Linked DNA regions of Homo sapiens: regions 1 and 2 are each linked to region 3. The links are chromatin loops, found by intact Hi-C in ENCODE. Cell type or tissue: endothelial cell of umbilical vein. All regions are shown on one strand. Links, peaks and the distances in the headings refer to the core of each region. The heading gives the core; the rest is flanking DNA.

The links. A loop is a pair of places that touch in the nucleus more often than their neighbours do. Peaks named below come from ENCODE experiments on the same cell type or tissue, not always from the same donor. Only the 100,000 strongest peaks of a DNase experiment are listed, where the experiment ranks them.
Region 1: a loop joins it to region 3, with 5 times the contacts of the local background. A loop is called at or near these places in 2 of 110 quality-filtered maps.
Region 2: it touches region 3 in a loop (3.0-fold over the local background); 3 of 110 quality-filtered maps call a loop at or near these places.

Annotation. Positions count from the first base shown.
Region 1 is chr2:150,408,305-150,413,957 of GRCh38, reverse strand. No RefSeq gene overlaps it. Among named protein-coding and RNA genes, the nearest start is that of RND3, 77 kb to the left of the region's middle. RefSeq lists an enhancer at 2,311-3,200. In endothelial cell of umbilical vein, for the core only: no CTCF peak of the experiment used is centred there; a DNase peak (open chromatin) is centred at 2,887; H3K27ac peaks cover 2,555 bases.
Region 2 is chr2:150,078,728-150,084,380 of GRCh38, reverse strand. No RefSeq gene overlaps it. Among named protein-coding and RNA genes, the nearest start is that of LINC01818, 88 kb to the left of the region's middle. RefSeq lists a silencer at 740-940. In endothelial cell of umbilical vein, for the core only: no CTCF peak of the experiment used is centred there; DNase peaks (open chromatin) are centred at 2,060 and 4,010; H3K27ac peaks cover 1,248 bases.
Region 3 is chr2:150,131,240-150,136,892 of GRCh38, reverse strand. No RefSeq gene overlaps it. Among named protein-coding and RNA genes, the nearest start is that of LINC01818, 35 kb to the left of the region's middle. In endothelial cell of umbilical vein, for the core only: no CTCF peak of the experiment used is centred there; a DNase peak (open chromatin) is centred at 3,142; H3K27ac peaks cover 2,505 bases.

The DNA.
Region 1 (5,653 bases), core at 509-4,508, 280 kb before region 3:
GAGAGAAGGAGCCAGTTCCATATGACTTTGTGATGCCATTCTATCAGTCTTCCATCTTCAGACCATGTGTGTGCATGTATGATGGAAATATACTTCTATAAAGTTAAGCCATTTTAAATTTTCTGTCACTCACAGTAAACCCAGTCCTAACACACACACAACATATGTAGCACCATTGATGGTCTTATCACAGGCGTATCTTCATTTTTTCTCCCCTAACTATGGCCGTCTTTAGGCCCTGAGGTTTTAAAACATGTGGGGGAACAGGTTGATGCTGGCATGTGTTCCATGCTCTTTCACTCATCATGTTTCAAGTAACTAACAGCTGTTTCCATGGTTCCGCGTGCTGGTTTCATCTTCTTTCTTAAACCTCTCTCAGCTCATCCGCCAGCTGCCTATCCTGGGGAAGACAGCCAACCTTCTTGTCCCGTGGCAGCACTGGGTCAGAGTCACTCTTGGAATGCAGGTGGAATTAGTCAGGAGAGGGGTTCCTGCCTAGGGAGGGTAGATGAGGGGCCAGTGGCTCTACAGCTCTTACTTCTTAAATGTCACCTCTGCTGCCATGCTCGGCAGATTCCATTAACTTATTTCTCAGTGGTGGCCCTAGCCTCCAATCCTTCAATCCATACTGCAGGGGGCTCACAGATTGACAAAAGGTGAATACTGACAAGCATGCAGTGGTTACTTATTGACTCACTGTTGTTTATTTTCTGCTTTTTCAAGAGGGCCCATCGGAGAAGCTTGGAAGGAGAGGCAGCTGCCACCCTACTGGTAGTGCTCTATCCCTCCATCGTTCTGTTGGTTAGCTCTTCCCTCTGTTCCTACACGGCGCTCTGCCCCAGCTACTGCTGCTAGCCTACATTTCTAGACTACCCAGGATTCATCTACTGCAACTTTAAGTGAAACAACATAGAACTAAACCAATGTTGTTTTTTTTTTTTCTCATCAACATTATAATGAAACAATGTTGAAAGAAATGATATGATTCTAGGGCCTGCAGTACATTTTGCTTAAAGTCGCAGTTTCTAAGAACATATTGGAGAAGTTAAGTGAGAATTTCTGCGCTTGTACATTCTTCTTCTCATGTGTCCACACAGAGAAAGGAGGTAGGATGAGGATTCTTAACTGCCACTTTATAGAAAGGAACCCTGGGCTCAAAAAAGTCAACTGGCATAAGATCATACCATGAGTTAGTGGCAGAAGCAAAACTAAAACCTAGGTTTTTCAAGTCCAGTAGGGTTATAGAGGCTTAAGTCTGAGAAGGAGGACCCTAACGCTTACAACTTTTGAGCAATGTCATTTAACTTAGGCCCAGCTTGCTCCTCCTTGGTCTGATAATGTTGCTAAGAGAAGGCTTCTGGAGTAGTTGAAAGGACATGGCCTCAGAGTCAGGGAGGTGTTGATTGGAGTCCTGCCTCTAACCCAGACTATCTATATGACTTTGAGCCCATTTTTTAACCTCTGAACTTGGGGTTTTTTGTTTGTTTGTTTGTTTTTGTTTTTGGCACAGCAGAGAATTACAGCAGTAACACATCTGTTTTCCGGCAAGCTATGAAGATTAGGACTAATATGTAAAGAGAGTGGCACATGTTAGGAATTTGATATATGCTAGAATTTTTTTTTTTTCTTTTTTTTGAGATGGAGTCTTGCTCTGTCTCCCAGACTGGAGTTCAGCGGCTCAATCTCGGCTCACTGTAACCGCTGCCTCCCAAGTTCAAGCGATTCTCCTGCCTCAGCCTCCTGCGTAGCTGGGATTACAGGTACCTGCCATCATGCCCAGCTAATTTTTGTAGAGATGTGGTTTCACCATGTTTGCCAGGCTGGTCTTGAACTCCTGACCTCAGGTGATCCGCCTGCCTTGGCCTCCCAAAGTGCTGGGATTACAGGCGTGAGCCACCACGCCCGATCATATGCTAGACTTTTACCTCAATTCAGCTGACATCTGTTTATTTCCTGCCATGTTCAAGGACCTGTGTTGGGTGTGGTACAGCCTCAGGGCTGGCAAGCCTTGGGTGTGGCACACCACCTGTGATAATCAGCCTCTTCATCCTTTCTGGTCCTCTATCTCTCCACTTGATCTGAACATATCAATGGGTGTCTGGGCATAAGCTTCCTCAGATGAGAGTTGGGTCAGGCCAGTGCACTCACATCTTTTTCACATTTTTCTGCAATGGGCACAGTTTCCAGAGTGAATATCTGGACACATTCTATAAAGTAGTCTCTCAAAAAAACCACACAAATACTTGCAGCATTGCTCTGGATTTCTCATTGAAATGGATGAATCCGTGATGCATGAAAAGGCTGTCAGGCAGGCTGAGGAAGGCTGAATGCTGGTATAAAGCTGGGCATCTGTTACTCCACACCCCAATGTGCAGTCTGTTCTCCTGGGTGAAGCAAGGCTTGACTAGACAAGCAGTACCATTGTAAAGTCCTGACAATAGACAAGCAAGAAGACTTGGCTGTGATGAAGAAATCTTCACCCCCTTTGAGTTTTAAAGGAAGGGAAGCTGGGGTCCAAGGCCTGCCTTATTAGAGAGAGACAAATCACCCAAACCAATCTTTATTATGAATGCCGAGCTATTGAATTTCCTCTGCTCTGTAAAGCCTATTGATTTTGTGACAGTCAAAGATAAGTTATGCCCATGAAAGTTGTTTTTTTCTTCCTTTTCCTTCACAACATATTTTTTCAGACATATTGGCATTGGGGATTTAAGTATAACTGTTATTGGTTTCTTTCTATTTAAATGTAGGTCAGTGCTCAAGCGAAACTAAGAACCATTTTTACTGTGACTTCCAATGCAAAATAAATGAGGCAAGAATCTCCAGACCTGGGGTCACTCTGTTATGTTATTTCAATCTCCAGCAGGAATGCTCCAGGCATCTCAGGCATTTCAGGAATTCTGACATTAGCAATGATCCACTTATTCACTCTTTGTCCTCTCTCTACCACACCACTCTCCGCTTATTGACCTGTATTCCCTTCCCACCAAGCCATACCATAAGATCAGTCAACCAAGGTGTCGAAAGGCAACACTTGAAAGAAGCACTTGCTGCCATCTAAAATGTCTGCAGTGTGAGTATGCATGAGTATATTCTGTATCAATAAAACATTTCTTACACTCTAGATGTGTCTTTTTAAATGAGCAAATTTCATTTCCACACTTCACAAAGATAGTGGCTCCTCTCTTGATAATTTATTCAGAATTCTATAATATTATAAAAATACTTTGGCAACGCATACACAAGCATGTAAAAGCAAAGCATCATGGCTCACACTACTGACTTTTAAAGAAAATTGTCACAAATATATTCCAGATGGCAATAGCATTTATGATGGCTCAGGTACCATTTTAAATCACAAAGCTTATAAGTTACTTTAAAAATATTTCTGAATGTGCAAGTGTCAAATAAACACAAACGAAAGTCCTCTTATATATGCAGTGGACTTTAAGCCCTGATTAATACTCACCAATGTATTCACTCATGCATTCATTCATTGAGCACATGGATATTGAATACCAACTATGTTCCAGGCATAAAATAAGAACATTGTGGATTAATCTCTCTTTTCAAAATTATAATGAGCTTGATTTTACAATTTACTGGCTAGAAAACCTGCATTCAGATTAACCAGAGAAACATGGAGGCAAGAACTGTCGTCACATTCTCTTTTCCCCCATTCTCCTACTTCCCTTAGAGGGAAGACCTTCTGTTTCAGTGGAGTAGACGGCTAGGGAAGATACTTTGGTAGAGCTCATGAAAGCAGTGCTCTCTGTGACTATTCCTCCCCATCAATATGCATAGAATGGGTTTTCCCAAGTCAACTTACCAAAAACTTTTTATTTTTTTTTTCAAATAAGAAGCATATCGGCCGGGTGTGGTGGCTGACACCTATATCCTAGCACTTTGGGAGGCTAAAGTGGTCAGCTCATTTGAGGTCAGGAGTTTGAGACCATCCTAGCCAACATGGTGAAACCCCATCTCTACTAAAATACAAAAATTAACTGGGCATGGTGGCAGGCGCCTGTCATCTCAGCTACTGGTGAGGCTGAGGCAGGAGAATCACTTGAACCCAGGAGGCAGAGGTTGCAGTGAGCCGAAATCATGCCACTGCACTCCAGCCTGGATGGCAGAGCGAGACTCTCTCTCAAATAAATAAATAAATACAGAAAAATAAGAAGCGTCTCATGAGGAAAAAAGGTAAAGTGTCATTCCAGCTGGCAGCCACACATCTATTTCCAAGAAAGTATAAAATCCACTTGACATTTGACCATGAATGAGAAAGAAGGGCTTTTGCCCCCTTCACAAGAATTAAATCCTTTTTTATGCTTACAGATTAATTGAAGTACACACACTTGGTAGTAGAGGTGTCAGAAAGTTCTGCATACTCAAATTTACTTATTTTAGACATTAGACCCCAGGGTCAAATGGTCATAAGAAACATTATCTGAGGCTAGACGTTATTTTCAGGAATCCTCTTTCAAAATGTATACCTTCTGATGGGAACACTGATAATGTGGAGATTTTATGCTTTACAGGAGAGAGGAACATTCTGTGACTTGGGCATTGGTCAGGAGGGCAAGCACAAGGAAGGAACTGCAACAAGGAGCTATGTGTAGCCAGCTTCTGGGGCAGATAGCAGGGCCTCTGATGAATTACAAAATAAATAAAAGAAGGACGAAAGGTCATAAAAAGAAAACTTTCTTTACAATTTTGTTTAAGACTCACTCTAATCATTACCTCATCCTACCATATCCTTCCAAAGGGTGGTATTATAAAAGAAGATGTCTAAGAAAATTGTTTCTAATGTTCAGACTCATTAAACTTAATTAATTTCATATTTTTACTCTGCAGGGAAATGATTCCCACAATTCTACTTTGTGCATAATTTATCTCTGGTTGTCTTAGATTTTTTTAAATCTCAGACTTGGTGATTCTCTAACAAAAGTGTTGGGAAAAGAATATGGATTTGAGACTCAGACAGGTTAGGTTTAAGTCTCTCATTCGATACTTGCCAGTCCTTGGGCAAATTAGCTAACCTTTCAAAGTCTTCATTCATTTGCCGATAAAGCCAGGTATACCTCTTATTTCTAAATGCTATTGTAGTGAAGAGAAATTTTAGAAAGAAGGGGAGTGGGTGGGAGATTGACAGAGATTGGACTATAGCTTCCAACAATATCCCCTAACACTTGGTTAGGATAAAACTTACCAGCCCATTGTCATGTGACTTATCCATGCTGACCCTAACATCCTCATTCCATTGCCTTCTGGCCTGGCTTGGCCATGCAACTTGCTTTAAACAGTAGAATATGAGTGGAAGTTATAGTTCTGAGAAGAGACTTTTATAGGTAGCATGGCATTCTGCTCATTCCTCTTGAGATTCTCCCCTCCACCATAAAAAGCACACCCTAGTTAGTTCTCCCAAAATTAGAAGACATGTGGAGTCTCTCCAAGCCTAGCTGAGTCCAGCAGAGCCTTGCAGAGTCAGGGCCAACCTCAGACTCCAGAGCAAGACACATATGGTTTGTTGTTAAAAACAACTGAGATTTTGGTGTTGCTTACCACTAGAACCAAAGTGGACTAATAAAGTGTTCAAGAAGTGTTTTTACATATCCTTTCTGCTTATAGAGTTTTGTGCAAATTAAATGAGATA
Region 2 (5,653 bases), core at 509-4,508, 52 kb after region 3:
ACAAAATCAGACAGCATGTGTTGATTAGGGTTTTAAGCATTATTCAAATTGACTAAGAAAATTACACTTTCTTCAACATTTATTGATATTTCGAAAAAGAATATATAGTTATGTGATCTCACAAGTCTCCTAACCAAATATACCTTTCTTTCCATCATTGCAGGTCACTTGACCCTTACCTCTGGCTGTGGGGTAGTAAGTGTACTTGGCTGGGGATGTTAAGAAACTTTAATTCAATTCTTAGGGCATGCAGTAGGAAGTCCTCCTTGCCCTGCTGCCACCTTACAACCCCACTCTAACGTGACATCTCTTGCCATGCTACATTCTTACCTTGTTCCTCAGACCTGCAAGCAGATCGTTTTTAATGCCTGGACTCTAGTACTTCTCTTTTTTTTTTTTTTTTTTTTTTTTTTTTTGAGACGGAGTCTTGCTCTGTCACTCAGGCTGGAGTGCAGTGGCGCGATCTTGGCTCACTGCAAACTCTGCCTCCCAGGTTCAAGCGATTCTCCTGCCTCAGCCTCCTTAGTAGCTGGATTACAGGCACACGCCACCACGCCCAGCTAATTTTTGGGTTTTTAGTAGAGACGGAGTTTCACCATGTTGGCCAGGATGGTCTCAATTTCCTGACCTCGTGATTCTCCCACTTCGGCCTCTCAAAGTGCTCAGATTACAGGCGTGAGCCACCGTGCCCGGCCACTTCTCTTGATCCCATGTCTACTATCACTCTCCACTGAAGGTCAGTCTGCCTTGGTCTCCATGGCCTTCTCCAAACTGCCCAGCAGATAAGAGACTTCTGCTTTTAACACCATCCTGAAAGGCTGGGTCTTGTTATTCATTGACAGATTTTCGTATGTTCATTTATGCACATTTACTCATTCACCAGGCATGTATAAAGTACCAATTTCGAGTCAAATAGTGTGCTAGAAAGCAGAGATATAAAAAAAAAATACAGCAGAATATGGGTCCTTCCTTTTAGTGGCATAAAATGTAGTGGAAGGTGACCCACGGACATGGACCTGAAATGACTAAATCTAGATTCTTGGGTCCTGAGTTCTGATATGGCATCCTGAAACTTCTTGATGGTTTTGCTAATTGCTTACCTTCATGGTCACGTGTAGGATATTTCTATGATCTCCTAATTTTACTTTCCCTTTGTTTAACTTGATCTGTCCCCCCGTTTTTGTTGTTGTTTTTTCAATGCCTGCCTCTTTCCTGTCAGGTCTTAGTTTCTCATACATTGCTCCTTCTGCTGCAGTTCTCCCTATACCTGATTATACCACAGGCCATATCTTTAACATATTAATTTTATATGTGCTTTGTTCATGCAGAAAAACCAGTTCAGGAGCAAAGATAGCATATGCATATCTATTATTCACTAAATATATATCAAAGCTGCCCTGAAGTTTTTTTTTTTTTTTGCTTTATTTTATTTGAAGTATCAAACTTGAATTTATAATCATCTTTTTTTTCTGAAAAAAAAAAAGATCAAGAAAGACTTCCAGGAATCAAAAGAGTTATATCCTAAGATATCTGGAAATTTTCCAAATTTGAAATACTGTTAGTAAAGTTAATTTTCCCTAAGAAAAGATAAAGAAACAACAATTAGAGAACAAAACTGTGGCACCAAGATGTGAACAAAGGGCACTCAAATATGTATTGCAACAAAAATGACAAGTGATCACCCACTGTGTTCCCATGGGTAATTAGCAAGTAGAAGAAACTGTGACAGTTAAATCCAAGGATACCCAGGGTCTCCTGCACATTAGAATCTCATTGTAATGTGACAAAGTAAGGCCCAGGATGATTTCTAAAGTGGGCCATTGGTTTAGGTTTACGAGGGAATTTACTGTTGTGAATGAACATCAGAAGGAATTTATCCTGCTCTTTCCTCTATAACATGGTTCCTAGCATGCATCCCAGGGGTGGCATTTGAGCAAGACTCTAGTGTATTATTACAAAGTGGAGAGGAAGTAACACACTAACTGGACTCGCTTTTTAAAGCTTCTCAGAGTAAAACCTTGACACAATGCCAGACATCCAGATGAAAACTGAAGAAAAACAAAAACAATCCTCCAGATGTTTTCCCTAAGTAAATGAATAGTGATTACTGTTCTTATTCTTTCTTTTGGGGAATAACTCATGCAGGGTAAGAGGAAAAGGACCAGATGAAATGTCAGTGTCAACAAAGGCCAAGTTGTCCCCTTAACAGGAAGACAATATGGGTGATACTGGGTGACCCGGACAGTGTAAAATAATGAATCACCAAAACCTCACCTTAAAGTATGGTAAATTGCATTTTTAGCCCAAATGTCTTACCTCACTCTACATCCGTACCTTTAACCATTTAACTCATATAACCTTGTATTTCCTCCTACTATAGATAGAGTATACTTCCCTGACTCTTGACTCAGAGCACACCATGTGACTTGCTTTGGCCAAGCAAGGAGACATTAGCAGACATTATTCATGCAGAGGCTTGAAATGTGCTTAGGTAATTGGATTTACCCACTTACACTTTGCCCTGGCCATGAGAGGAACTATCGAGGTAGCTGACTGGTCCAGGGAAGAAGAAAAACTCATGGAACAAACCTCACCCTAACTTGAAGCTTAGAGCCTAAACCAGTCCAGAGCAGTTCGTTTCCAGTCAACTTGCAGATGTGTGAGAGAGAATAAATAATTGTGTTTTAAGCCACTGAGTTTTGGATTGGTTTGTTAAACAGAATTATTATGGAAATAGTTGACCTCTACTGTAAAGCCAAATCAGACTGGAGTTGAGTAGATGTCTGAAAGAATCAACATGAAGAATCAAGTCTCCACAAAGATATAGATCTAAACTTATCTGTCTCTCCAGCTTCACTGCCTAATAAGCTCTATTTAGCTTTTTGAGTCTGTCATAATATCCTACCTCCAGTTTTTGGATATGTCAAGCCCTTCCATACATCAAGGTCAACAAAGCATAAACAAAAAGCATATGCTTAAAAAAAAAAGTATCTCTGAACAACTTACTTCCCATTCCCATCCATTGCTTGAATGTCTTAACATAGCCATTACCTTCTCAGCTAATGGGATACCTTGGTCCTTAAGGTGTGCCTCCAGTGGCACTAAGTGGGAGCTCAAAAATCTATGGGGCAGCAGATCAATAAAAAATATTCTATCGATGACAACACAATTTATGCAATTTCCTGTAAGTTTGAACAGGTTCTAAATGAACATATATGCAACAGCAAGTTTCTTGGTAAAAATACTCAGAAATACAATAAAAACATTTTTTCTAGTAGCATTTTTTATTGAAACAAATATTTGTACATGTTAATGGGATACATATGGATACATACATGATATTTTGTTCCACACAGAGACTGTATAAAGATTAAGTCAGAGTGTTTGGGATGTCCATCACCTTGAGTATTTACCATTTCTTTGTTCTGGGGTCATTTCAGTCCTTTCTTCTAGCTATTTTGAAATATGCAATATATTGTTAACTATAGTCAACCAGCTCTGCTTTTGAACATTAGAATTTATTCCTTCTAACTCTATGTTTGTACCTATTAACCAACCTCTTTTTTATTCCTCCCTGCCTTCCTCTGCCCTTGCCCACACATACCCTTCCAGCCTCTGGTATCTATCATTCTATTCTCTACCTCCATGAAATTAATGTTTTTATCTCCCTCATATGTGAGAACATGTGATGTTTGTTTTTCTGTCCAGGGCTTATTTCACTTAACATAATGACCTCCAGTTCCATCCACGTTGATGCAAATAATATAATTTTTTTTTTTTGTTGTGACCAAATAGTCTTCTATTGTGTATATATACCTTATTTTCTTTATCCATTCATCTATTGATAGATATTTATATTGATTCCATATCTGGGCTATTGTGAATAGTGCTGTGATAAACATGTGAGTGCAGTTACTCCTTTGATATACTGATTTCTTTTCCTTTGGATAAATACCCAGTAGTGGAATTGCTGAGTCATATGTTAGTTCTATTTTTAGTTTTTAAAAAAATCTCCATACTGTTTTCCATAGTAGCTGTACTAATTTACATTTCCACTGACAATGTACAAGAGTTCCCCTTTCTCCACATCCTCACCAGGATCTGTTATTTATTTTGTCTTTTTAATAATAGCCTCTCACAGGACTAAGATAATATCTCATTGTGGTTTTGATTTGCATTTCTCTGATGATTAGTGATGTGAAGCATTTTTTCCTATATCTGTTGGCCATTTGTATGTCTTCTTTTGAGAAATGTCTATTCATGTCCTTTACCCACTTTCTTTCTTTCTTTTTTTTTTTTTTGAGACAGAGTCTCACTCTGTCACCCAGGCTGGAGTGCAATGGTGCGATCTCGGCTCACTGCAACCTCCGCCTCCTGGGTTCAAGCTATTCTCATGTCCCAGCCTCCTGAGTAGCTAGGATTACAGGCACTTGCCACTATCCCCAGCTAATTTTTGCGTTTTTAGTAGAGATGGGGTTTTGCCATGTTGGTCAGTTTGGTCTCGAACTCCTGACCTCAAGTGATCCACCCTCCTCGGCCTCCCAAAGTGCTGGGATTACAGGCTTTACCCACTTTTAATGGGATTTTTTTTTTCTGTTGAATTGTTTGAGTTACTTGTATATTCTGGATATTAGTCCCTTGTTGTACAAAGAGTTTATAGGTATTTTCTACTATTCTGTAGGTTGTCTCTTCACTCTGTTGATTTTTTTCTTTGCTATGCAGAAGATTTTTAATTTATTACAGCCCCATTTGTCTTTTCCTTATTTTTGTTGCCTGTGCTTTTAAGGTCTTAGTCATAAAATCTTTGCCTAGACCAATGTCCTGAAATGTTTCCCTTATGTTTTCTTCTAATGGTTTTATATATTGGTTTTATATTTAAGCCTTTAATCCAAATTGAGTTGATCTTTATGTATGGTGAAAGACAGGGGTCCAACTTTTTTTTCTGCATATGAATGTCCAATTTTCCCAAAACCATTTAATGAAGAGGATGTCCTTTCCTCAAGGTATGCTCCTTTATTGAAAATCATTTGACTGTAAATACATGGATTTAGATTTATTTCTGGACTCTTTATTCTGTTTCATTGATCTCTGTGTCTGTTTTTATACCAATATTATGCTGTTTTGGTTACTTGAGACTTAAAATATATTTTGAAGTCAGACAGTGTGATGACTCAAGTTTTGTTTTGTGTTTGATTGCTTTTGTTATTTGGTTTCTGTTTTGGTTATATATAAATTTTAGGATTTTTTTTTCTGTGAAAAATGACATATTTTGATAAGGATTGCATTGAATTTGTAGATTGCTTTGGGAAGTATGGTCATTTTAATGATATAAATTCTTCTGATCCATAAGTATAGGATGTTTTTCCATTATATCCTCTTTAATTTCTTTCATCCATGTTTTTTCATTTTTCTTATAGATGTCTTTAACCTGCTTGGTTAAATTTATTCCTAGGCATTTTATTTTATTTTATTTTTTAGCTACTGATTTTATAAATTGAATTGCCATCTTGATTTCTTTTATAGCCAGGTCATTATTGGTGTATAGAAACACTACTGATTTTTGTATGTAGATTTTGTATCCTGCCGTGTTACTGAAATTATTAGTTTTAACATTTTTTAGGATTAGTAGATATAAAATCATGTCATCTGCAAA
Region 3 (5,653 bases), core at 920-4,919:
TCAGAAAAAATCTACTATATTTAGGGCTTTAAATCTTTTTTAAAAAGTAAAAACCCTGGCTGAATTAACTGGGTCATCCATCTGGTACACTTTGGATTGAATCAGCACAATTTTCTATCTCAAAACTCCTAAAGTGATCAGCCAACTTAGGAAATGGGAAATTCAACGGATGTGCATGGAGGTAGTGTAGAGAAAGGTCATTTTTGCCCCTGGTGGCCTGTCAGAATATATATGGGAGTGACAGAGTTAGGCTTTTAGGAATCCTAGTTACAAAAGGAAACAACGTTTAGGGTGTGGAGCAGTGAGAGAAGACTGGAGTATGAGAAGTGAGACACTGTCAAAGGGATATTCTGCTGACTTGCAATTTTGCTTCTACTATATTCAATCATCTTTAAATGAGTCAGCAACGTAATTGGAAGCAGTTGCTAAAATAGCCAAATAAAATAATCAGCCCTGTCCATTTGAATATTTTGGAGGGGTGAGAGAGAAAGAGAGAACATTTATAATACGTGGCTTTCCACACCACTGCTCAACCAATTTCACCTGAATTCTGAATAATAAAGATGGGATTGTTTTACTGGCTTTGTGGGATAATTGGCTCAAATCATCTGTGTATTTCATGGAATATTATGCCTTGATCTAAGAGAAAATACTTAAAATATTTATTTTCAAGTAGAGATGACCACGTGTGTCATTCCTGGCTGAAACATGAATGCAGCAAAAACAGGCTGTAACTCTATATTCATGATTTAGGATAGAAGCTGACATTCTCGGGGACTTATGTTGTGCCAAGCCCTGTGCTAAGAACTCGCCTGCACATTTCATGTCATCCCAGCAACAATCCTTTGAGATTGGTACCATAATGATCCCCTTTTCCACATATGAGGAAAGAGATGCTCCAAGAGGTTCCCTAACCTACCCAAGTCCTCACTGCTAGGAAGGAGTCAGACCAGAAGTTGGGCAGCTCTGTTTGAGTCCAGAACCCATGATCTGCTCACTATGCAATACTACTGCAGCCAGTCAGTAGCAGCAGCCATCACTGCTATGTTTCCTATGGATGCAGAGTAAAATGAATGAAAGAACAACAGGGTCTCTAGTGTTGGAAATATTAGTCAAGAGATTTGTAGTTCATTCACATATTGCCAACTCCAATTTTGATATCCGATTATAGCAGAGTTGTGGAACAGTGGCTGAAACCAGGAGTCAGCATCTGTGGTGCTGGCCTTGGCTCCTGCTATGAGTCCTTGGAAAAATCATTTAGGCTACCTGGATCCAAGTCTGTGAAATGAAGGGGTTAAACGATCTTATAAGTAATAAAGCTTTTCCAGCTCTAACATTCCAAAAGTCTTAAAGTCATGAGAATATGAATCTTCCTCCACCCTCCCAGCAAATGGGATTAATTTTCAACATGTTCTGTGGCACACTCCAAAGTTGCCTGCCCAATGACGTAACCCAACATCAATGTAGGTCTTGTAAATGGACTTTGGCCGAAGGAAAAGAAAATCACACCAGCTGGCCGCTTGGCAGCAGACGAAAACTTGCAAAAAGGTGGGCAAGAAAACACTTTGCTACCATTGCTCCAGCCTGTTTTCATCCAATGTATTTTCTCTCACAGATTGTCTGAAGGTGCAAGCCTCCAGGATTTCTAGGTGGAAATTGCATCGTGCCTGGTTATAGCTCTTCCAGTGGCCTGTCTTCTGGACTTAGCAATTCCCTCAAGCAGGAAAGTTTGTTAAGAAGTGGAAGAGTGATTTGCATGTATATGTGTTTATTTTTCACAAATACTTTTATAAGTGCTGAGATATGGGGTTTGATGCTCTCCTAAATCGGGTTGCCTGATGAAACACAGGGTTGAAGTTAAATTTAAATGTCAGGTAAATTAGGAATTACCTGGGCTATCCTTATACTAAAAAATTATTCCATATCTGAGTTTTTATTTGATAAATAGAGCAGCCTTACTCATGGAAGAAATAATATTTTATTTAGCTTTTTGATCAAATGTGTCATAAGCTGGAACATTGATAATTTGGACTTGCAACTATTACTTTCCCCATTTCAATACTCTAGTGTTAAGCATCTGCCATGCTGTCGACGTGCTTTCAGTGGGTGTGTTTTTGTTTAAATTTCTGAGGTTATAAGTTTCTTCTTTTTAAAGGAACACACACATACACCCACCATGAAACTCATTCATAAAATCAAAGAGATCCTACGCATTGATATGAGGACTTCTAAAGAATGTAGCATATTTTGGCTAACATCTGTGACTGTGTTCTTTGAACTAATTGGGAAATATTGCATGCTGGCAGGCTTTAATCGAGAAATATGTTTTCTTTTAAGGGTGATTTGTCTAATTGGCTGTAGAAATTCTTTCTCTCTGCTTCAGAAAGCTTTTTGCCCATTTGCTAATAATTCAGCTTCCCCACCCTTCCCCCACTCCAAGGCTGATGTTACACAGGGTTCCCTGAACTCTGTTCAGAATTCTGTCTTTAAGCAGGACAAGGGTTCAGACCTGAATCAACTCGAAACAAGGCATTTCACCTTTCTGCTTGCAATGACCTCCTTTAGACAAGGTGTTGGAAGAGATGATCTCTGAAATTCCATAGTCTACCGTTTCTGATCCAAAGTAGGGAATGGCCTGGGGAGTGGGAGGAGGATAAATCAAGAAAGTATAAAATAGGGTGTTAGTTACAGTTTTATTTCAAAGTTCTCCTAACCTGGGCCCTTTGGGTACAGTGAGACTAGGTTGCCCCAAAAATCTGTGTGAAAAAAAACAACTTCTGTCTGTTTCTTAAATGCCTTCTGGATTCCGAAGAATTTAACATTTTGCTATAAAAACATAATATTTAGCTATAATATTAGAGACTCCAAAAATTTTGTCTGTATCGTCCTAAATATCAAGGTTTTGAATGCATCTTAATGTGTGAGGAAAATTTTCAAGTTGATGCTTGGCAAAGGAAAGGTGAAATCCAAGAGGTCACACAAATGAACAGAGAAGCTGGTTCAGGTGACTGTATTAATGTGGAGAGCCAGACAATTGGCTAGGTCAGGAAGCCGAATGAGTCATACTGACTCATACTTTCATACCACTGCAAAGACAATGCATATGGAAGGACTGCGTGATCTGTTCTCAGACTAGATTCATTTCTAGTTTCATAACCTTCATTGCCCTTAACACAGCAGACAGGACACTGATGTCATCGGCAGGATGCTACAGAAAACAGGTGAAAATAAACATTGATGCCCTTCCTCCGCCAAACAGTCAAACCCTGAAGAAAAGAGGAGGTGCGAGTCTCATTATTTCCTTTCGAAGGGTAAAAATCTAGGTTACTTTTTCCAAACATTCATTTTGGTGAGAAAATCGGTTTGATTTCTAACTCAGAGACTCATGTTTGATGTTACTGCAAAATAGTTAAATGCATAGAATACCTCCTAGAAAGAAAGATTCCACACTGCTACCTATACGGGAATGATGTGTAACTCATGTTTCATCTAAAAACTCAGCTTTTTATTATTTATTTATTTATGGGCTAAAAAGTGCATGGCTGAAATATCCATTTAAGATGTAAACCTTTGTCACAATAACTGTTCTTCCACCTAGTGAAATCCCAAATATTCCTTTTTTAAAAAAACTGCAGGCCAGGCACGGTGGCTCACACCTGTAATCCTAGCTCTTTGGGAGGCTGAGAAGGGCAGATCACGAGGTTAGGAGCTCGAGACCAGCCTGACCAACATGGTGAAACCCCATCTCTACTAAAAATACAAAAAAAAAAAAATAGCCGGGCATGGTGGCACGTGCCTGTAGTCCCAGCTACTCAGGAGGCTGAGGCTGAGGCAGGAGAATCGCTTGAACCCGGCAGGTGGAGGTTGCAGTGAGCCAAGATCGTGCCACTGCACTCCAGCCTGGGCGACAGAGCGAAACTCCATCTCAAAAAAAAAAAAAAAAAGTGCATAGAGTATATTTGACTCAGCCCTCTCCTAAGAAATGGAGAAAAAACAAAATTCATGGAAAAGGATGCTTCTTGGTGGAGAGGACATGCACTGGACAGATTTACTACTGGGAGAAGTAGCTTTGAGAGGCTAAAAAGTCATCCTTACAGGTCCCTGCCAGGTGTTGAAATCACTTCTGATTGAGATTTGTCTAATTTTTCATGACCCCTCTCTTCCCTTTTCTTCATTGAAAATAACAGCAAGTTGTTTAAAAGGCATAAAACTTGCCACTTCAGGAGGAAACAAATATCTCTAGTTCATTCCAATTATCATTTATTAATTACTACATGAGTGGTTTGTTTAGTTTAGTCTTCAGCGTCTCTGGTAATTTCCTTTAGAGAGTCAAGCTAAAATTTTTTAACAAGCAAATAGCTGATTTCCAAATAAGTGTGTTCCTATGAACTTTTTCTGTTTCATTAGTGTTCAAAAGATGTATCTAATGCAGTTTTTAAAATAAATGTAAGTTTCTGATATCTGATTTGTGCTGAATTTTTCTCTTTCTTTTAAGGATAATCCCCTATCATATCCCCCACAATTTAAACCTAATCAACCTAAGGAAAAAGAAAAGAGAAAAAAATAGCATTGCATTTGCCTTATGGATCTTTTCAGGTACTTACTACAGGGGTCAGAACTCTATGAGGAAGCCATGTTTTCTCAGCATTGTCACCAGTTAGCTTTGTTTGACAAATGAAATTAGAAACAATGTGAACACAGTTCTTCTAATAGTTCATAAATTCTTAAAAAAACAATGACAATTTCAAAGGATTTTTATTTGAATGTTTTAAGTTTGGCATGGTATTGAACTTTTAAAGTATAGACTTGCATATTCTTTATTAGCTAAACCAGCCATGACTCTATAATTGTAAAACCCCGAAACATTCAGGGTGAACCCAATAGGAAGAAAAACAAAAAACAGCCGCATTAAACTTTGTCTTTATTGCATTTATTTATTATTACCAGATACCAGTGGTATTAATGTATCACCAGTGGTGATAGAATTATGAGACTATGATACAATTATGAGACTATGTCTAAGGAGAACAATGCAGTAATTTGATAAATAAGAGATTATTGAAATTAAGTAAGCCTAAAAAGCATTTAAATGGTGATATTAATATTTTAAAACAAATGATAGCCAAGCCAGCAAGAGATTTATAGTTATAAATAGATATCTGTTTTACATGTATCTTTGTTCTGAAAAATTGGGATAATTACTAAAAAGTTTCTAGGAAAATAAGTATATTAGTCAGATACCAACAAGGTAAAGTGGAAAACCAAACTAGTTATTGACTTGAATAAAGTCATTCTATCTTCTACCTCCAAGAATAAAAACAAAAGCATATAAACATAAGCATAAAAACATAAGCATATAAATACAAATACCAAATTTACATCTCAATCATCAAACATTTCCAGAAGATAGATATTTTTGAGGGCGTAGTGTTTATCCTTGTTTAAACAGGAAAATAAATGGCCTTTGAAATAAAAATGAAGTGCTTTATTTCTCATAAAAAACATTCTTGTGATGACCAGAAGAAAGCTACTGACTAAATTCAACAAAGATTCAAATATTTCATGACACTTCTAGGTCACATTCACACATATTTTCATTTGCTTTTCTACAATAAATTCAAGTGTGTAAATATGGAGTTAGCATGAAAGCCTG